Linked DNA regions of Homo sapiens: region 1 is linked to region 2. Evidence: read pairs that join two places in POLR2A ChIA-PET (ENCODE). Cell type or tissue: Panc1. All regions are shown on one strand. Each heading gives the region's core, and the rest is flanking DNA. Links, peaks and the distances in the headings are about the cores only. Region 1 has its middle 44 kb from the start of ARHGAP27. Region 2 has its middle 7.1 kb from the start of HEXIM2-AS2.

Evidence for each region. Peaks named below come from ENCODE experiments on the same cell type or tissue, not always from the same donor. Only the 100,000 strongest peaks of a DNase experiment are listed, where the experiment ranks them.
Region 1: POLR2A ChIA-PET joins it to region 2 with 6 read pairs; 8 of 35 experiments call an interaction of 5 or more read pairs at or near these places.

Annotation. Positions count from the first base shown.
Region 1 is chr17:45,386,257-45,391,628 of GRCh38, reverse strand. No RefSeq gene overlaps it. Among named protein-coding and RNA genes, the nearest start is that of ARHGAP27, 44 kb to the left of the region's middle. In Panc1, for the core only: no CTCF peak of the experiment used is centred there; no DNase peak of the experiment used is centred there; H3K27ac peaks cover 2,388 bases.
Region 2 is chr17:45,175,892-45,181,263 of GRCh38, reverse strand. No RefSeq gene overlaps it. Among named protein-coding and RNA genes, the nearest start is that of HEXIM2-AS2, 7.1 kb to the right of the region's middle. In Panc1, for the core only: no CTCF peak of the experiment used is centred there; no DNase peak of the experiment used is centred there; H3K27ac peaks cover 1,130 bases.

The sequences.
Region 1 (5,372 bases), core at 174-5,173, 210 kb before region 2:
CTCCCTCATCTGGGTGATCACAGCAGCCTCTGAATGGGTGCTCTCCTCCCCATTTAATCCTCCACCCAGCAGCCACCCCTCCCACCTATGCATACCAGCTGTGCCCACGCTGCCCCGGGACACTCCAGGTTGCTTCTTGCCTCGATACTTTTGGGCCAACAGTCTTCCTGCCTCCTTCCCTTTCCCCTGGCCAGTTCCTCCTCCTCCTCCCCCAAGCCTCAGCTCACACCTGCCCCCTACACCCTCCTCAGATCTCATGCGTGTGTCTCTCTCATCACACTTAGCTCACTGGATATGATTGTGCTTCCGTGGCCAGGCCTTCCCACTGGGCTGTGGGCTCACAGAAGTTTGCAAGTTTTATCCAGGTCATAGCCTGCATCATTACCTCATTCCTTTTTATTGTATTTATTGTATTTATTTATTTATTTTTGAGACAGAGTCTCACTCTGTCACCCAGGCTGGAGTGCAGTGGTGCAATCTTAGTTCACTGCAACCTCCACCTCCCAAGCTCAAGCAATCTTTCCATCTCAGCCTCCCAAGTAGCTGGGACTATAGGCGTGTACCACCACACTTAACTTTTGTATTGTTTGTAGAGACAAGGTCTTACCATGTTGCCCAGGCTGGTCCCGGACTGCTGAGCGCAAACAATCCTCCGGCCTCTGCCTCTCAAAGTGCTGAGATTAGAGGCGTGAGCCACCACACCTGGCCCTCATTCTTTTTTATTGTCAAATAACGTTCCATTGTATGGATACATCACATTTTGTTTATCCATGTGTCAATTGATGGACATTTGGGTTGTTTCCACTTTTTTTTTTTTTTTTTTTCCTGAGACAGAGTCTCACTCTGTCTCCCAGGCTGAAGTGCAGAGGCATGATCTTGGCTCACTGCAACCTCCACCTACCAGGTTCAAGCAATTATCTGCCTCAGCCTCCCGAGTAGCTGGGATTACAGGCGCCCGCCACCACACCCGACTAATTTTTTTTTTTTTTTTGTATTTTTAGTATCGATGGGGTTTCACCATCTTGGCCAGGCTGGTCTTGAACTCCTGACTCCGTGATCCACCTGCCTTGGCCTTCCAAAGTGCTGGGATTACAGATGTGAGCCACTGCACCCAGCCGGGTTTTTTCCACTTTTTGGCTAATATGAATAATGCTGCCATGAACACTCACGTACAAGTTTTTCTGTGGACATATCATTTCGGTCAGCTAGGGCTACCATAACAAAATACCATAGACTGGGTGGCTAAAACAACAGAAGATTTATTTCTCACAGTTTTGGAGGCTGGAAGTTCGAGTAAGGGGCCGGTACAGTCAGGTTCTGATAAGGGCTCTCTTCCCAGCTTGCGGACAGCCACCTTCTCACTATGTCCTTAAGTGGCACAAAGAGAGCGAGCTCCAGTCACTTCCATTTATTACAAGGACACTAATCTCACCTTTATGGTCTCACATGAACCTAATCACCTGCCAAAGGCCCCACCTCGATGCCATCACATTGAGGGTTAGGGCTTCAACATATTAATGGGGTGGGAGGCACAAACACTCAGTCTATGACTCATGTTTTATTAATTATTTTCCAGGAGTTTGCTGGATTAAATTGCTGGAATAAAAGGTAACTCTACCTTTAACCTTTTGAGGAACCATCAAATTGTTTTCTATAGCTGCACAATCTCCCACCAGCTATGTTTGAGGGTTTCTGTTCCCTCTCGCCTTCTGCAACAATTGTTTTGGGTCTTCATTCCCTCCAACCCCTGGCCCTCCCAGCCTTCCCTCTCTCAACAGGTGACCCACCTCCACCTCCCGGAATGGTGGACACACTTAACATCCCATCACAAAGCTCAGCCCTCCCTCACCACGGCCTCACTGGCCTCCTTTCCTCGGTACCTCAGAGCAGACATTTCTCCAGGGTACAGCTCATCTGTTTTTTCAGGAAATATCCATGATCACTGGCCCCTCTTCTTGCTATTTAGCTGCTGTCTCAGGTTGAATGTCCCAGGAAACAGAGACGTTGGCAGGGGGCTTGCTGGGCGTGATCTCGGGACCAATGCCTGAGGGGTGGAGCCAGCAGGAGTGGCTGAGGGAGAAGCTGAGCTGGGGCACAGCCCCTTCTAAGGCCTCAGCCACCCCATGGGAAGCCCTGGAGCTGGGACAGCCTCAGTCTTGTGTCCCATTATGGCCAGGGGGCCAGGCCACTGGATATGGGCTGCCTTGTAAGGTGGGAGAAGGGAGGGCATGGATTTGGGCAGAGCAGCTCTCTTCAGCCCAGGACACATCCTGGAGAGAGGCTCAGATGAGTGCTATTGGCTGCTGACCCTCCCTGTCCTTTGGGAAATCATCGCTCAGTGCTGGAAGAGGGCATCTGAGCAGCACCCATGGTATCCACTGCATCATACTGGCCACTTCCCCTTGCCACGGGAACACGCTGAAGTGCCTCTCTCTGAAACCCCCTACAACCCCACGTCTCTCTGCAGCTGCCACCATCCTCCTCCTCCTCCCCTTTGCAGCCAAACTTCTCAGAAGTCATCTAAACTCACGGTATCCATCCGCTTCTCTTGTTCGCTTCTCAACCCCACCCCCCGCCCACATCACACCACTGAGTTTCTTCCCCTAAACTCACTGATGATTTCCCATTGATAGCTGCTGGATATTTGGGGGTCTGTGTATTAATTGCCTTTTTAGTGGCACCCTATCCTCTGCTGACCACCCCATTCTTGGAAATGTTCCCTTTCTCTTGGCTTGCAGATTCCCCTCATTTTCCTCCCACCTCGGGCCATGTGTCTCATTCTCTGCTGCACAGCCAGTACAAGCAGAGTCCTTGGGGTCCACCCCTCCTCTGCTGTCCTCCCTCCCTGGATGAGACTGGCTACACCCACAGCATCAGTGACTCACTGATCCATAGTGCCTGGCCTGACTGCTCTCTAAGCTCCCAATCCTGGTGTCCTCTGACAACCTGACATCTGCTCTGGGACGGTCCTCAGCCCAAGACTGGATTTGTGATTTTCCCCAAACCTTGTACTCCTCCAGGGTTTTACCTGTCCCAGGCAAAGGGTCCATCATCCCCCGAGTCAGGTGAGCCAGAAACCTGGGAATGTGGCCTGCTCCCTCCATCTCATCTGTCTCTCCTGCCTCCATGCCCGATCTGTATCTGTTAGTCCTTCCTGTCTGATCCACCCCTCTCCATCACTAGGGCCCCTTCCTGGTCTAAGGGGTTAATATCTCCGGCCTGGACCCTGCAGCAGCTCCCAGCCCCCTTCCCCATCCCGCGTCCTCATTGCCCCCACTGCATCCAGCCTCATTTCAAAACACATGTCTGATTAAGTTATCACCCTGCCTAAAAACCTTTCCTCTCATCTAAGGAAAAGACCAAGCTTCAGCATGGCCTGCCTTCTCTCGTGAACCAGTGTGAGGCAGTGGCTCAGAGCATGGGCTCTGGAGTCAGGCTCCCTGGATTCAAATGTGAGCTCCACATTGCCCTTGCCAGATGCTTCTGGATAACTGACTCATTCCTTTGTGCCCCAGTTTTTTCACCTGGAGAATGGGGATGCAATAGCAGCAGGTGGTTGTGAAGATGCCATGAGACAATACTCACAAGGCTCTGAGAACACAGTCTGGCTGCAGTGAACACTTGCTCGGTCCTGTGCCTTACATGCTCTTTGGTTTCTGGACTGCAGCTACACTGGCCTCCCATCGATTTCACAAATGTTTCACACTCCCTCTGCCCCAGGACCTTTGCATGTGCTGTGTTCTCTTTGTAGTTCTCTTCTCCCTTTACTTAGTCATCTTTTAGCACTGTGCTCAGGTAACTTCCTTGGGCAGCTCCTTCCAATGCCCAGCTAGGTCAGCGTTGTTTGCTACACATCATCAAAGACCCATATGCTTCTCTTATCTAAATTTGTCATTTTACCCTCATATATCATGATTATTTATTGCTGTCTGGACTTCCCTGCCATGATACTATAAGCCCAGAATGGTGGGGACTCTGTCGTTGCTCACCATCGTATGCACAGTGCCTGGCACATAAAAGGTGTTTAAGAGGCCACGTGCGGTGGCTCATGCCTGTAATCCCAGCACTTTGGGAGGCCGAGGCAGGCGGATCACGAGGTCAGGACATCGAGACCATCCTGGCTAACACGGTGAAACCCTGTCTCTATAAAAATACAAAAAATTAGCTGGGCATGGTGGCAGGCGCCTGTAGTTCTAGCTACTCGGGAGGCTGAGGCAGGAGAATGGCGTGAACCCAGGAGGCGGAGCTTGCAGAGAGCCAAAATCGCACCACTGCACTCCAGCCTGGGCGGCAGAGCAAGACTCCGTCAAAAAAAAAAAAAAAAAGGTGTTTAAAAGATACCCATTAATGAGCTGATACACGAAAAGGAAGACAGCTGGAGTTCAATCCCTAGCTCTGCCATTTCCTATAAAGTGATCTTGGGCAAGTGGTTCACTTCAGTGTGCTCATCTGTAAAGTTAGGAATTCACGCCTACCTCAGAAACTTCTCACCATTATAAAATGACATGTGCAACACGCACGGCCCAGCACCTGGTGGTGGAACATTTGCACCTGGAACATTTGCAAAGTCTTGATAGTCTTTGTTCCTCAGGCCCAAGGATAGTCCTGGGTCCTGGGGTGAGACAGCCTCTGCGGTGGGACAAGACGTGGAAGGGCTGTAGAGGAGCCCCTGGGGTGCAGCCAGATCGCCTGGTGGACAGTAGAGCACATTGAGCCAGTGACTCTTTGGTTTTCAGAGCACTGGAGCCGTCCTTTTTCAAGTCTTCAGTCCAGCAGTGTTGTAGGGAAAGGTACTTTTGTCTGGCTTGGGCAAGAGCATCAGAAGCAGATGACTGTCTCCTCAGGCCAGTACAGGAGGGGACCCACTGGTATCAACAAGAGAGGCCCTGCCGGGTAGAACTGGAGCTGTGAGTGAGGTACAGCCCCCTGTGTCCTCCAAGAGTGGATATTCTTGTTTCGTTGCCAGTCTCAGAGCAGGGCTTGGTATATTAAGAGAGATGGCAAATGTCATTCCAGAAGAAAGGGCCAGCCCATGAAGGGCTCTGTGCCCTGCTGGGAGAATGGACTTCATCCTTTATGGCCCAGTGGGTGCCACTAGGTGATGACCAGGTGGACAATATGGCCAGAGATGCTTTTCCGTTTTTATAAACTTTTTATTTTGAAAGAATTATTGACTTACAAGAAGTTACATAAATAGTACAGACAGGCCTGGTGCAGCCAGCACCTGGCTTCCCCTGGTGGTGCCGTCTTACGTAACCATTGTGCCTTATCAAAACCAGGAAAGCGATGTAACTAACTATAGACCTTGCTTGATTTCACCATTCTTTGCATGCACTCATTTTTGTTTGTCTTTGTGTATAATTCCATGACAT
Region 2 (5,372 bases), core at 119-5,118:
TCTGCTCACTGCAAGCTCCGCCTCCCGGGTTCAGGCCATTCTCCTGCCTCAGCCTCCCGAGTAGCTGGGACTACAGGCGCCCGCCACCACGCCCAGCTAATTTTTTGTATTTTTAGTAGAGACGGGGTTTCACCGTGTTAGCCAGGATGGTCTCGATCTCCTGACCTCGTGATCCACCCACCTTGGCCTCCCAAAGTGCTGGGATTTACAGGCGTGAGCCACCATGCCCGGGGTGAATTGTACTCACGCCTGTAATCCCAACACTGTGGGAAGCTGAGGCGGGTAGATCACCTGAGGTCAAGAGTTCAAGACCAGCCTGGTCAGCATGGTGAAAGCCCGTCTTTACTAAAAATACAAAAATTAGCCAGGCGTAGTGGCACGAGCATCTAGCCCCAGCTACTCAGGAGGCTGAGAAGCAGACAAATTGCTTGAACCCGGGAGGCAGAGGTTGCAGTGAGCTGAGATCGTGCCACTGCACTCCAGCCTGGGTGACCGAGCGAGACTCCATCTCAAATAATAATAATAATAATAAATAATTTTTAAAAATGGAAAAGTAGAATGGTGGTATTCAGGGGCTAGAAGAACGTGGGAAATGATGAGTTATTGTTTAATGTGTATAGAGTCTTAGTTGAGAAGATGAAGAGAGATGGATGATGGCGAGGTTACAGAACAATTTGAATGTATTTAATGCCACTGAATTGTACACTTCATTTTTTAATTTTTTTTTGAGACGGGGTTTCACCGTGTTAGCCAGGATGGTCTCGATCTCCTGACCTCGTGATCCACCCACCTTGGCCTCCCAAAGTGCTGGGATTTACAGGCGTGAGCCACCATGCCCGGGGTGAATTGTACACTTGAAAATGACTGGCTGGGCGCGGTGGCTCACGCCTGTAATCCCAGCACTTTGGGAGGCCAAGGCGGGCGGATCACGAGGTCAGGAGATCGAGACCATCCTGGCTAACACGGTGAAACCCCGTCTCTACTAAAAACACAAAAAATTAGCTGGGCGTGGTGGCGGGCGCCTGTAGTCCCAGCTACTCGGGAGGCTGAGACAGGAGAATGGCTTGAACCCGGGGGGTGAAGTTTGCAGTGAGCCGAGATCACGCCACTGCACTCCAGCCTGGGCGACAGAGTGAGACTCTGTGTCAAAAAACAAACAAACAAAAACGATTAAAATGGGCTGAGAGCGGTGGCTCACGCCTGCAATCCTAACAGTTTGGAAGGCCAAGGTGGGCAGATCACTTGAGGTCAGGAGTTTGAGACCAGCCTGGCCAACACGGTGAAACATTAGCCGGGCATGGTGGTGCATGCCTGTAGTCCCACCTATTTGGGAGTCGGAGGTGAGAGAATTGCTTGAACCGGGGAGGTGGAGGTTGCAGTGAGCCAAAATCGTGCCATTGCACTCTAGCCTGGGCGATAGAGCAAGACTGTCTCAAAAAATATATATTAATAAAATGGTTAAAATGGCAAATTTTATGTAATGTATATATAATGTATATTTCTAACAATAAAAGAAAAATAAAAGAGAGAGTCATAGATTTAGGCAGATATTTAATCCAGCCTAAAGCTAGGATGTTGAATTAGCTAACGTCTATGAGTATCTCGCATGTCTCTTTCCAACACATCTATATCTGTGTCTATATCTGCACATCTATCTGTCCACCCATCTAATCTTTTTTTTTTTTTTGAGACAGGGTCTCACTCTGTCACCCAGGCTAGAGTGCAGTGCCGCGATCACAGCTCACTGCAGCCTCAACCTCCTGGGTTCAAGTGATCCTCCCACCTCAGCCTCCAGGTGTGCACCACCACACCCGGATAATTTTTGTATTTTTAGTAGAGATGGGCTTTCACCATGTTGGCCAGGCTGGGCTCAAACTCCTAACCTCAAGTGATCCACCTGCCTCGTCCTCCCAAAGTGCTGGGCTTATAGGTGTGAGCCACTGTGCCCAGTCCATTTGTTTTTGTTTGTTTTTTACTTTTAGTAGAGATGGGATCTCCTTGTGTTGCCCAAGCTAGTCTAGAACTCCTGACCTCAAGCGATCCCTCTGCCTCGGCCTCTCAAAGTGCTGGAATTACAGGTGTGAGCCACCATGCCCGGCCTGTATAGCCATTTGGAAAAATTAAGACTACAACAATAATTTTGTGTGTGTGTGTGTGTGTGTGTGTGAGAGAGAGAGAGACAGAGAGAGAGAGAGTCTAGCTCTGTTGCCCAGTCTGGAGTGCAGTGGTGCCATCTCAACTCACTGCAACCTCCAACTCCTGGGTTCAAGCCTCCTGCCTCAGCCTCCTGCGTAGCTGGGATTACAGGCGCCTGACACCACGCCCAGCTAATTCTTGTATTTTTAGTAGAGACGGGGTTTCACCATCTTGGCCAGGCTGGTCTCAAACTCCTGACCTCGTGATCCACCTGCCTCAGCCTCCCAAAGTGCTGGGATTACAGGCATGAGCCACCATGCCCAGCCTACAACAATTTTTTTTTTTTTTTTTGAGATGGAGTCTCACTCTGTTGCCCAGGCTGAAGTGCAGTGGTGCAATCTCGGCTCACTGCAACCTCCGCCTCCTGGGTTCACACCACTCTCCTGCCTCAGCCTCCTGAGTAGCTGGGACTACAGGCGCCCGCCACCACACCCGGCTAATTTTTTTTTTTTTTGTATTTTTAGTGGAGACGGGTTTCACCATGTTAGCCAGGATGGTCTCGATCTCCTGACATCGTGATCTGCCTGCCTCAGCCTCCCAAAGTGCTGGGATTACAGGCGTGAGCCACCGCGCCCGGCCTACAACAATAATTTTTAAAATCTGCTAGAATCTGGAGCTCAGGGAAAGAGGGGAGGAGAGGGAGCAGGGGATTGCTGCCTGGGGAGGCCAGGGAAGCCAGGGTTGTTCAGGAGAGAGCCTGGGAGGAAGGGTATAGACCTGTGGCAACAAACACAACTAATGTGAATTACAAGTGAGGACAGTGGGACCAGGGGCCCAGAGAAAAAAGATCCTCTTTCTCAGAGGCTCAAGAGGGAAACAGCTGGCTGGTGCTGAGAAGCAAAGGCATGGAGGTCAAGCCCTTAAGGATGTGGGGCCTGGGGACTTCGTGGTCCTCAGGCTGGGAACTTGCCAGCCCGGCAGCCACAGGGCTCGGCTCAAGGTACGGGCCACGAGGGAGCCTGTCCAGGTCCTCAAACTGTGGCAAAGCAGTCACCACATGGCTGACTGAGGCTCACGTGGGTCACAATGTCCATCTCATGACTTAGTCTCCTTGAGCACATCCTCCTGAGGCATCAGGTAAGGAGAGGGACCTGTCATGGATGCCCTGAGGCAGGACACAGCAGGTGCCTTGAGGGCTCGTCTGGGGTTTTCCATCTTAAACGGGGTCTAGAGGGGGCTTCTGGGGCAGGTGGTCTCTGGAATGTCCATGCTCACAAGCCGCCGGGACACAGTGGCCAACTGGGTGTCAGCTGTGCAGCCTGTCCCCCTGACAGGCCAGGCCTGAGCAGTCCCCTCCTTTCTCTGGCTCCACAAAAGACTTCCTCTTTGAGGGGCAAGGGTGGAGGTTCAGCCATGAAAATATGGATAAATACAGTTTGAAGGGATGCGGGGAGGAACAATAAAATCTCCTTATTTGAGGGGGAAGAAAAACAATGCTTCCCACACATCCACTTGCCTGAAGGGCTCGGGGTCCAGGGCCCCCTCCCAGCCCCCACGAAGGCTGTCCTCAGCCTGGCGCAGTGGCTCACGCCTGTAATCCCAGCACTTTGGGAGGCCGAGGCCGGTGGATCACCTGAGGTCAGGAGTTCAAGACCAGCCTGACCAACAAGGTAAAAACCCGTTTCTACTAAAAATACAAAAATTAGCCAGGCGTGGTGGCGGGCGCCTGTAGTCCCAGCTACTCAGGAGACTGAGACAGGAGAATTGCTTGAACCCAGGAGGCAGAAATTGCAGTGAGTCGAGATCATGCCACTGCACTCCAGCGTGGGCAACAGAGCGAGACTCTGTCTCAATTAAAAAAAAAAAAAAAGGCCAGGCGTGGTGGCTCATGCCTGTAATCCCAGCACTTTGGGAGGCTGAGGCAGGTGGATCACGAGGTCAGGAGATCGAGATCATCCTGGCTAACATGGTGAAACCCCATCTCTATTAAAAATACAAAAAATTAGCCAGGCCTGGTGGCGGGTGCCTGTGGTTCCAGCTACTTGGGAGGCCAAGGCAGGAGAATGGAGTGAACCTGGGAGGCAGAGGTTGCGGTGAGCCGAGATTGCACCACTGCACTCCAGCCTGGGTGACACAGCGAGACTCCATCTCAAAAAAAAAAAAAAAGAAAGAAAGAAAGAAAAGAAAGAAAGAAAGAAAGAAAGAAAGAAAGAAAGAAAGAAAGAAAGAAAGAAAGAAAGAAAGAAAGAAAGAAAGAAAGAAAAAGCTGTCTTCCTAGAGAGGCTGGTAGAGAGGGCAGAGAGGAAACCTGCTCCCAAAGTTAAGGGAGGGAGGGCCGGGAGCGGTGGCTCATGATCGAGATCATCCTGGCCAACACGGTGAAACCCCATCTCTACTAAAAATACAAAAATTAGCTGGGCGTGGTGGCCTGTGCCTGTAATCTCAGCTACTCGGGAGGCCAAGGCAGGAGAATTGCTTGAACCAGGGAGTAGCAGGGAGTAGGAGGTTGCAGTGAGCCAAGATCGCGCCACTGCACTCCAGCCTGGCAACAGAGCGAGACTCTGTCTCAAGAAAAAAAAAAAAAAGAAAAAAGAAAAAAGTTAAGGGAGGGAGACAGTGAGAACTCCCAAGAACCACCTTGTAATAGAGCTACTCATGATTACACAATGTCCTGGAAGTCGTAAAATGTATGGCTGCTTCCATCTGAGCACACCTCCCACACAGCTGGCACTTGGCTAAGCCTTTAATTTACTTTATCTCTTTGAAGATAGGAGACTAAGGTGGTCAAGGGCTCAAACTACAATCAGAGAACCGGCTAAGGCTCCAGTATGGCAGGAATTGTGTGGCCTTGGGCAAGTTTCTCAACCTCTCTGAGCTCAAGTTTCTTCATCTCCTGTGTCTTACCCTAAACCCCACAGTATTAATCACACTGTCCCCTGGCTCCACCTTCACTGCCTGGACTCACAGGGAGGAGGCAGGAGATCAACGGGGTGGTTGGCCAGGCAGCATTGTTCCAGGTAGAAGCCCCCTGGCCAGGGATGGGTCCTGGAGGATGCAGGATCCTAAACTGGCCTGAGGCCACCTCCCAACCCTTTGAACAAATGAAGAAAAAGAGCCCCTGAGTGAGAAGAAGAACTGGGATGGATCACAGGGCTCAGGACTCCTGGTCCAGTGCTCCCTCTACAGCAGCACCCTCGGGGAGTCTGTGTGTTTCAGGTACAGACACCAAGAGACCA